Linked DNA regions of Homo sapiens: region 2 is linked to region 1. Evidence: read pairs that join two places in POLR2A ChIA-PET (ENCODE). Cell type or tissue: PC-3. All regions are shown on one strand. Each heading gives the region's core, and the rest is flanking DNA. Links, peaks and the distances in the headings are about the cores only. Region 1 overlaps EBF4 (EBF family member 4). Region 2 has its middle 32 kb from the start of CPXM1.

Region 1 (5,372 bases), core at 275-5,274:
TCTCCAACGATCTTGTCTCCACCTTCCCTGGCCACGCATTACCAATTCAACCCTGAATCCCATCTGCAGGCAACCCATTCTCCATCCACCTAACATCCAGTTCAACCCCTGTCTCATATCTCAACTCCAACAATCCTTTGGCCCCATCAGAATTGATGTCCACACTCTCATCATACTCGTCTCTTTACCCAGCTTAAATCCTTCCATTTTTAAAAAATAAATATCCCTTGCACATACATTTCAGTCTCTTGCCCTCTCATGTTTCCTTCTACTCAACTGACAAACCTCTAACTCTGGTTTTATGCAACCACTCACCTGTTCTGCACCTGCACCTGTGCAGCTCAACATGGCTGGAGAAAGTTATCACCAAATTTATGATCATAAACGTCAAGGGTACCCTCAGTGCCGCTTGTCAATCACATGACATTCATCCCCCTGGTTCACTCACTCTCTTGGATAACTATATCACGCCCTCTAGTGTCTCCCTCTCTATCCTTATCTTCCACTGTTGACCTTGGTTCTCAGTTCATGGAGAAAACAAAGCAATCAGAAGACAACATCCAAGCTCCCACTTGGATATACCCATTTATCCACTTCTGTGTCCATGTCTCTGTCTTCCCTGCTTTTCCATGGATGAACTGTCTATGCTCCCAGCTAAAACCAGCCTCTCTACCTATGCACTAGGTCACATCCCTTTTGCCACCTGAAGGATATTGCTTCAGCAATTCTCCCCTCTCTCTTGCATCCTCATTTTCCCCTTCCCTCCTGGCTGTTTCTCGTCAGCATATGAGCAAGCTGTATTTTTTCTTGGCACTACACAGTGCTCCAGACATCATCTGATTCCTTTGATTTCTTTAGAGCAAAACTCAAAAGAGTTCCTCTACTCACTGTCTCCAATCTCTCTCCTCCTGTTCTCTCTTAGACACAATTCTATCAGTCTTCTGCCCCTCAACTCCACTGAAATGACTCCCGTGACAGTCACCAATATCCTCCTCATTGCTAAATCTAATGGTCAGTCCCTAGTCTTTGTTATCATACCCATGAGCAGCACTGGACACAGATGCCTCCTTCTTGGAACATTTTCTTATCTTGGCTTCAGGACACGACACTCCCCTGACTTCCCTCTTACCTTGCTGGTCACTTCTTCTCATTCTCCTTTGCTGGTTCCACATCTCCATGACCTCTAAATACTAGACACCTCAGGATTCAGTTCTTAGGCCTCTTCTGTTTGCTATCAACACTCATCCCCTCGATGATTTCATTCATTCAAATTTACATCTGCAGCCTGAACCTTTCTCTTGAGTCCCATCCTCATGTTTTCTGTGGCTTTTTCAGCTCCTCACTTGGATGTTTAGTGAGCATCATAAACATAACATGCTCAAACCAAACTCCAGATCTTTCTCCTCCAAAACCTGCTCTTCCCCAAATCACACCCTTCTCAGGAAACTCCATCCTTCTAAGTTGATAGGTCAGAAACCTTGGAGACATCTTTGAGTCTTTGACTCTCTCTCTCTCCTTCCATAACAAATCCTGTCAGTCCTGCCTATGAAATGAAATGTACACAGAATGCAGCCGCTTCTTACAACCTCCCCTATAGCATCCCTAGTCTCAGCTTCCATCATCCTTCACCTGGGCTATTGTACTGGCTTCCTAACTCATCTCCCTGCCTTGTACAGGTCATTGTCAATATGGCAGCTAGAGTGATCTTGCTAAAATATAAGGCAGGTCTTATCATTCTCAACACCCCTCAATGGCTTCCATGTCCTGCCAAAGCCCTTACAATGACCCACAAGTGTGGCCTCCATGCAGCCTATAAGACCCTGCATGGTCGTGCCTTCCTCTGCCCCATTCATTATTCCTGACATCATTTCCTCCTACTACCTTCCTTGCTCCAGCCACCTGGGCCTCCTTGTTTTCCCTTAAACACAGCAGGCACACTCTTGCCGAGAATATTCTTCCCCCAGATACATAAATACATCGCTCACTCTCTTACTTCCTTGAGGTCTTGGCTCAAATGTCATCTTTTCAGTGAGACCTTAAATACCCTAAAGCTTCAAACCTTCCTTCCTAGGCACTCCCAGATCTTCCTCAATGGCTTTATTTTTCTTAGCTGTTATCACCATCTAACATGCTATGTATTTTTTTCATTTAGTTTGTTAATGTCTATTTCCCCTACCAGATTGTAAGCCCGTGAACACAAGGCTTTTTGTCTATTTTGGTCATTGCTTAATCCACAGCATGTAGAAAAGTTCTTAGCACAGAGTAGATGCTCAAGAATTGTTGATTGAACAAATAAACAAAAATACTTAATTGGCCAGAGTGTAAGGAATAGGCATTCTCAAAATTGCTGGTTTCAATGCTGTTGGTATAACCCCTACAGAGATCGAATTGGCAGTAGCTATCAAAACTACAAATGCACATATTCTTTGTCCCAGCAATTCTACTTAGTAATAGCCTTCATATAAATTTACACGTGTGAAATGGCACATGGACAAAGTAATTCACTGCAGCATTTTTAAATCCCTGAAAAGGGATGAAAACAACCAAAATGTCCAGCAATATCTGACTATTTAAATAAATTATGGCATACCCATACAATGAAATATTTTGCAGTGGCAAAAAAGAATAAGGAGACTTCTTGTGTCCTGATGTAAACTCCCAGATCTAAATTTTTCAAGGAAAAAGAAAGGTGCTGAAAGTTCTGCTTCCTGCCACCATTTTAATTTTAATTTAATTTTATTATTATTATTATTATTATTATTATTATTTTAGACAGGGTCTCACTCTGTTGCCCAGACTGGAGTGCAGTGGCACAATCACAGCTCGCTGCAGTCTAGACCTCCTGGGCTCAGGTGATCCTCCCACCTCGGCCTCCTGAGTAGCTGGGACCACAGATGTACACCACCATGCCCAGCTAATTTTTGTGTGTGTATTTTTTGTTGAGATGGGATTTTACCCTGTTGGCCAGGCTGGTCTCAAACTCATGGGCTCAAGCAATCCCCCTGCCTCAGCCTCCCAAAGTGTTGGGATTACAGGCATGAGCCACTGCACTCAGCCACTGTCACCATTTTTATAAAAACAAAAGGAAAGGGTACAAAAAGAACATATAACTATTTTGTTGTATATGCACAGACTATCTCAGGAAGGATACAACAGAAACTGCTAATAGTGGTAGCTTATTTGGTGGGGAATGGATGGGTGGGAGACAGAGGTGGGAGACAGTTTGCTGTAAACCCTTTTAAGCTTCTTGAATTTTTGCACCTATGAATGCTTTTTCTATTAAAAGGAGAATAAGATATGGTTTATGTTCCTGTGTGGAATATCTAAAATATATTGTTACCAAAAAAAAAAAACATGTACAGTATGCTCTACATAGGGGTGGAGGGAGACTTCCTTTTCATTATTTACTGTTTTGTACCATTTGAATTTTACACCTTATTTATGCATTTCCTCTTCAAAAAGAAGTAGGCCAGGCACAGTGGCTCATGTTTGTAATCCCAGCACTTTGGAAGGTCGAGGTGGGTGGATTGCTTGAGCCCAGGAGTTCAAGACCAGCCTGAGCAATATGGCAAAACCCGGTCTCTACAAAAAATACAAAAAATTAGCCAGGTGTGGAGGCGTGTCCTTGTAGTCCCAATTACCTGGGAGGCTGAGGTGGGAGGATCACCGGAACCTCGGAGATTGAGGCTGCAGTGAGCCATGACCACACCACTGCACTTTAGCCTGGGCGACAAAACAAAACAAACACACACACACAAAATAAAGAAATAGAAATCATGGTGTGCAAATGCACTTTTACATGCATCACCTCGACAATTCTATGACTGAAACCTGCCAGCTCTTTCCCCACTTTTCCAGTGAAAGAAACGAATGTTCAGAGAAGTCAGGTCAGACAGCACAGGGGTGAACTGGGAACCTGAGCCTGGTTTTTGCTGACATGACCACGCTGGCCACTCCACCTGGACGGTTCCTGAGTGCTGGTTCCTCCCCTCCCTTCCCACCCCCCTCTCAACCTCCCTGCCCTCCCTGGCTCCTTCTCTCAGGGAGTCGGGGAAAGCAGCTCCAGAAAGTTGGCCACCTGGGGCCTCACTCAGGGGCCACGGCTGGAGGCTCCCTGGTGCCTGGCAGTTTCCCTCTCTGCTCAGAGCCACCCAACCTGGTGCCCCGGGGGGGCTGCTCCGCTCCTCCCTTGAGCCTTGGTGCTCTGTGGTTGAAAACAGCTGCCCCTCCCCCACTCTCCTCTGAGCTTCCAGGCCCCCTCCCTGAGCCTGTACCTGTCAATGATGACGGGGTCTGAGGGCGTCTCATTCCGGTTGCCACAGCTCTTCCGGTCACAGCACCGGCTGAAGGAAAGATGAGGAAGGAGGGAAGGCAGAAGCCAAGGAAGGAGGGGGCCACGACAGTGTGTGAGTTGTGGGGGGCGCCCTGAGCTGAGGGTGCTGATGTCCTGTCTCTGGGTGTGGAATCCCTGGGCTGGAGGGGCTCACTCCCAGGGCTTGGGGGAGAAAGGCTGTGGGCTCCTCCGCAGGGACCCTGAGAGCCTAGCCTGGGGATGAGGCTGGCCAGAGACCCCTGCCCCAAAGGCACCTCGTTCCTGGAGGACCCAGGAAAGGGCAGGCTGCAGGTCACCTACAGGGTTTCTCTCTATGGAAGCACAGTCTACGCAGAGACAGGAGCTCAAACGGTGAGCTCATGAATGACCACAAAGTGAATCTTTTTTTCTTTTTTTTGAGACAGAGTCTCATTCTGTCACCCAGGCTGGAGTACAGTGACGTGATGTTGGCTCACTGCAACCTCTGCCTCCTGAGTTCAGGCAATTCTTGTGCCTCAGCCTCCTAACATAGCTGGGATTACAGGTGTGCACCACCACGCCTGGCTAATTTTTGTAATTTTGGTAGAGACGGGGTTTCACCACGTTGGCCAGGCTGCTTTTGAACTCCTGGCCTCAAGTGATCCGCTCGCCTCGGCTTCCTAAAGTGCTGGGATTACAGGCGTGAGCCATTGTGCCTGGCCAATGGATGGCCACAAAGTGAATCTGCCCATGAAAGCAGCATCCACACCAAGAAGTGCTGCGTGGCCAGCAGCCCAGATGCCGGTCATGCCTCTTCCTTGTCACTCCCTTTTCCAAGGGTAGCCACAGTTCCAACCACAGATTTATTTAATTTAAATTTATTTTACTTTATTTATTTTTTTAGAGACAGGGTCTGGATCTGTCACCCAGGCTAGAATGCAGTGGTGCAATCATAGCTCACTGCAGCCTTGAACTCCTGCGCTCATGCCTCAGCCTTCCTGCCTCAGCCTTCCAAGTAGCTGGGATTACAGGCGCCTGGCTACCAACCACAGATTTCAGAACCCTGTTCTCTTTTCCATGC
Region 2 (5,372 bases), core at 173-5,172, 58 kb before region 1:
CTAGTGATACCGTGGAGCACGGAGGAGGCCCCTTTGCTGGCTGACACAGATGGATGGCTCAACTCTCTGCCCGGTCTTCACTGGCACTGCTCTGGTGATGGTCGTTGGGGAACCTCACTGCAGCCTTGGGAGGGTGGAATTTAGGCTCCCCACTGCGCCTTTGCTGTGCGGATGTAGGTGGGGTCTCAGTTTATTCTGTGGGGCTTGGCTGAAGTAAAGTGGTTTTTGTGTCTCGGTTTCAGCCTTACTAGGTTGCTGTTCACTTGGTCCTTTGGCTAGAGGAGCAGGTTTTTATTGGAGCTTTTTTTTATTTTTTGGCATGCCATGGCATTGCTGTGTTGCCAGTTTCTTAAGTTCCAAATCTAGGATATGTGGAACAGAAAGAAAACCCAGGGGATTCTCTGCCATGTCTTTCCTGGGGTGCAGAGGCCTCTAAATCATCTGCCTCTTTTTCTCCCCCATTCAGAACCCTTTTCTCCCCCCAGAATCTGTTTATGCTTGTTTTATATATAATGTCCAGGGTTTTATTTTTCATTTTTATTTATTTATTTTTTTAAGCAACAAGGTCTCGCTGTTGCTCAGGCTGGAGTGCAGTGGTGCTACTATAACCTCAAACTCTTGGCCTCAAGCCATCCTCCAGCCTCAGTCCCGAGTAGCTGGGACTACAGGTGCGCACTACTGCGCCTGGCTAATTTTTCTTTTGTAGAGTCAGGTGGTCTCACTATGTTGCACTGGCTGGTCTCGAACTCCTGGCTTCAAGTGATCCTCCTACTTGGGCCTCCCAAAGTGTTGGGATTACAGGCGTGAGCCATCCAGGGTTTTAAATTAGACTTAGCAGAAGAAATGGCAAACCTACATCATTCCATCTTCTGGGAAGTCTCTACTTTTCTTGTTTTGTTTGTCTTTGGAGCATGAGGTGCTTTTCACACGTTTTCTTTTCTCTTCAGCTTCCTCCACCTCCTGTCATATTTCCAGTGGGGTGCCTCTTTCTGGGGCTCACCCTCCCAGAGGACACTGCTGTCCTTCCTCTCTGGGCACTGGATTGAGTCCCTTGGACTTCCCTTCGCCACTTTGTTCTAATTTCTGTGAGCTTCCCCTACTTAGTCAGTAGTGTCCCTATTGCCTAAGGGAAATTAGTGTTGCTGCCGGGCATTGCAGAGGGAGAAACAGAGCAGACTCAGAGTTTTTGTTTTGTTTGGGAAACAGACTCCTTTTTTTTGTTTTTGTTTGTGTTTTGTTTTGTTTTGTTTTGTTTTGGAGACAGAGTCTTGCTCTGTCACCGAGGCTGGAGTGCAGTGGCGTGATCTCGACTCACTGCAACCTCCGCCTACCGGGTTCAAGCAGTTCTCCTGCCTCAGCCTCCCAAGTAGGTGGGATTACAGGCACGCCCCACCCCGCCCGGCTAATAGTTTTTTATTTTTAGTAGAGATGGGGTTTCACCATGTTGGCCAGGCTGGTTTCCAACTCCTGACCTCAAGTGATCAGCCCGCCTCGGCCTCCCAAAGTGATGGGATTATAGGCATGAGCCACCGCACCTGGCCTGGAAACAGACTCTTGAGTATGAAAATGGAAGGCCACAGGGAAGCAGGAGCAGATGCCAAGGCGATATCTTGGAAAGAGACTAGAGCAACAGCAAGACTGCCAGCCCTCACCCTACCTTAGGGACTGGCTCAGCGTCACTGATCTGGGAGGTAGAAGAGAAGGGAAATGGGGTTCAGCCTGGGTAGGGGGTAGGTGGGAGGACAGGCAGAAGAGCGAGTCAGCTTTTAGAGACATCCAAGGCAATGATGGGTGTCCCGAGCCAGCAGAGCTGATGTGGACAGCACCTATGGCCCTCCCAAGCAGTGACTATGATTGAGTCAACTGCGTGCTTGCTGTGTGTGTCCACCTCTGCTGCACAGCTCTGTTGAGCATCACCTGATCTCCCTGAGTGGATTCCTGCCCTTTGTTTGTCAATGGCCCAGGACATTCCCTATAAGCCCTACTTGAAACAGAAGGGGAGTCCTTGCCACCCAAGAAGTAGGGCTGGTATAAAGACGGGCGTCGCTCCTGGTCTCGGATTTACTAGGTAGAGGGGTGCAGTGGAGGCTCTTAGAGTTCCACCAGATCCTTACCAGCCAGTGTGCTCATCCCCAACTGGGGTGAGTGTTGGCTGCTGACAGCTCACAGCTGCCCCCTTCTCCCAAGTATTGTCCTTGGCCAAATGGGAGCTGCTTTGCCCAGGAGGTTTCACTCTCCACTCTCCTCTGGCAGCCTCCAACCAGTGGCTGACAGGCTCAGGGATATTAGAGGCATCTCCTTGTCATGGCAGGGTCCAACTGAGGTGCCCTTCATGCTTAGGCTCCGCGTGGGACTGTGCTAGCCTCCTGCAGAGACTTGCCCAGCTCTTTCCCCTACCCTGTTCTGCTTTCTTCTCTCCTTTTTGTCCAGAGAGCCCTTTCATGTGCACACAAATCCCCATTTCAGGCTCTGCGTCCAGGGAACCCCCGCTAAAATAATGGGCTGATGGTATGGGCTGAACAAATTGTGGATCTGGCTGGACACAGTGGCTCACATCTGTAATCTCAGCACTTTGGGAGGCAGAGGTAGGAGGATTGCTTGAGGGCAGGAGTTCAAGACTATCCTGGGCAACATAGTGAGACCCCTGTCTCTACAAAAAATAGAAAAATTAGTCGGGTATGGTGGCACATGCCTGTAGTCCCAGCTACTCAGGAGGCTGAGGTAGGATTGCTTGAGCTCAGGAGGTCGAGGCGGCAGTGAGCTGAGACAGTGCCACTGTACTCCAACCTGGGCAACAGAACAAGACCCTGTCTCAAAAAAAAAAAAATTAAACTCTGGCTCTAACAGCAACGTAGCCCCATCCCACCGGGCTGTGTTAAGGGAAGAAGAGGTCTTGCCAGAGCTCTTTCTCCTCCCCTGGCAGCTCCTGCTTTATGCCCACACCCACACAGGCACACACTCCTCCCCGCACCCCCTCCCCACCATGTCTTCTCCTGCACAGCTGCTTCCCAGAGGAAGTGGGTTGAGGAATTCTGTCAACCTTCACACTTGATGATAGCCTTTTACACTTTCAGTTGAGACCAAAAGAGATGCTGCCCCGTCCTCACTCAACAAGGGACAGAGAGATGCCCAGAAGTCTCTCGGTACCTGCTCCTGGCCCCACCTGACTCTGTAGGGCTCTGTGTTGTGGAACCTGCAGGGGCACCATGGACAGACCTGCCAGGTTTGGGCCTGCTCAGCCACTCGACCACATTCCACCGGCAGCCACAGTTTGTCTTGGCAAGGTCAGCCTCCAGGCCCAGCTCCAGGAAGGCCCTGGGGAGCAGCCCAGACAAACCAGCTTTCACCACAGAAGCCAGCGCTGGCTGGGCTTGAGGCAGTGCCAGCCTGAGAGTGGCTGGAGCCTCCCCCACCCACCTAAAGGTGAACTCAGTTCTGGGTGAGCGGGTGGGTGCGTGGAGGGGGCAGGCTCCTACATGGGTGGAACCCCCAGAGAGGCAGCAGGGGCAGGAGCCAAGCCAGAGGGTTTTTCTGCCCTACACGAATCAGCCCTTCAGGAACTGGACTCATGGGATGACTGCCCGGAGCTGCGGCAGCCTAGCCCGAGCCTCCTCCTCACACCCCACCAGATGAGGGTGCATCAGGGCAGCGCTCGCTCCCAGGCTGGCAGGGGAGGGGCAGGAGAGGCTTTGGAGAATGAAGATGCTGGGATGCTGAGCCCCAGGGAACAGCAAATCTGCTACTGGACGGCCAGCTTTCCTTCCCCCATAAACACTTGGCGCCTTCTCTCTCAAGGAATAAAATACTCAAAAAGGAATGTATACAAATAAAACCGTCTTGTTGCTGTTCCTGCCCTGCTAGGCAGCCTCTCCTGCATCTTTAGAGCCATGAATTCTCTTCCGTTCTGTCTCCAGTGGGGGTCTCTGAGACCCTCCTACCCATTCTGCTTGGCAGTCTCTGCAGCTTCAAACCCAGGACCTCCCACCCTCCTGAGGCTGCCACTCTGTGACCCCCTGCCAAGGTGAGGCAAGGAGGGAAGCTTTGAGTATCTTCACCTTTGGAAGTGAGTGGTCAGGGGCTCCTGAACAGAGGACTCACGAGGACTGTTCTGGATTTCCAACAGAGGGGACCCAGAGCTAAGGAGCCCAGCTGGGTTTGAATCTTAATGGTTAGAATAGAATGGTAAAAGATGGGTTAGAGTCAAAGTAGAATGACTTAGTGAGAGATTAATTTGTGTTTGTTCTTGTGTTTTTCCCTCCACTGCTCCTAGAAGGTAGCCAAAGCCAGTGTAGCAGTGTGAGGTACCGAGGTGGTCTGCAGAAAGCCTAGCTCCTCCAGGAGAAGCGGGTAAGGGCGAGGGCCAGTGAGTGCCTTCTTAGAGAGTAGTGCAGAGAGAGAAAGAGAAAATGGGCTCTGTGTTAATAATTGGTATACCCTGTATAAAGAATAAGGCCAGGCATGGTGGCTCATGCCTGTAATCCCAGCACTTTCGGAGGCCAAGGAGAGCAGATCACTTGAGGTCAGGGGTTCCAGACCAGCCTGGCCAACATGGTGAAAGCTCATCTGTACTAAAAATACAAAAATTAGCCAGGCATGGTGGTGTGAGCCTGTAATCCCAGCTACTTAGGAGGCTGAGGCGAGAGAATCACTTGAACCAGGGAGGGGAGGTTGCAGTGAGCTGAGATCGTGCCATTGCACTCAAAAAAAAAAAAAAAAGAATATATGGCCATTTACAATTAAACATACAATTAGCTAAAGCAGTGGCTTAAAATTAGACATGTAATTAATATAATTCAGCACATTAACGAAATAATGGAGAAAGTAATTTGATTACTTAATACATGAAGAAAAATATTTCACAAATTTTGGCATCTATTTATAATTTTTAAACATTTTTAGAAAATTAGGAATAGAAGGATATCTATAAACCAAATACGATGCTTAATGATGGAATATTAAAAGTTTGCCCTCCAGAATCAGGAGCAAAACAAAGATGTCCACTCTCACTACTTCTATTCAACATTGTATTGGAGGTTGCAGCCAGTGCATTTAAGCAAGAAAAATAAGTAAAAATAAAAAAGTAAGGACTGCAAGTGAAGAAATGAAACTGTCCTTTTTTTGCAGATGACATAACTATGTAGCTAAGAAAATTCAAGATAATCTAAGGATAAGTGGCTAAGCAAGATTGCTGGATACAAGGTAATTATACAAAAATCCATTGTTTCTATATATTCACAACAAATAAAATTAAGAAAATGATACTATTTATAATATCACAAAATAATCAAATAGAAATAAATGAAATAGGTGCAAAACTTTCATACAGAAGTCTATAAAACATTATTAAGAGAAGTCTTAAAAGATCTAAATAA

Evidence for each region. Peaks named below come from ENCODE experiments on the same cell type or tissue, not always from the same donor. Only the 100,000 strongest peaks of a DNase experiment are listed, where the experiment ranks them.
Region 2: POLR2A ChIA-PET joins it to region 1 with 8 read pairs; 9 of 35 experiments call an interaction of 5 or more read pairs at or near these places.

Annotation. Positions count from the first base shown.
Region 1 is chr20:2,708,545-2,713,916 of GRCh38, reverse strand. It overlaps EBF4 (EBF family member 4), which reads right to left. Exons shown (of 17, transcript NM_001395167.1): 6 at 4,275-4,343. Among named protein-coding and RNA genes, the nearest start is that of EBF4, 18 kb to the right of the region's middle. In PC-3, for the core only: a CTCF peak has its summit at 462 (motif pointing left); no DNase peak of the experiment used is centred there; H3K27me3 peaks cover 3,490 bases.
Region 2 is chr20:2,766,407-2,771,778 of GRCh38, reverse strand. No RefSeq gene overlaps it. Among named protein-coding and RNA genes, the nearest start is that of CPXM1, 32 kb to the left of the region's middle. In PC-3, for the core only: no CTCF peak of the experiment used is centred there; a DNase peak (open chromatin) is centred at 3,278; H3K4me3 peaks cover 822 bases.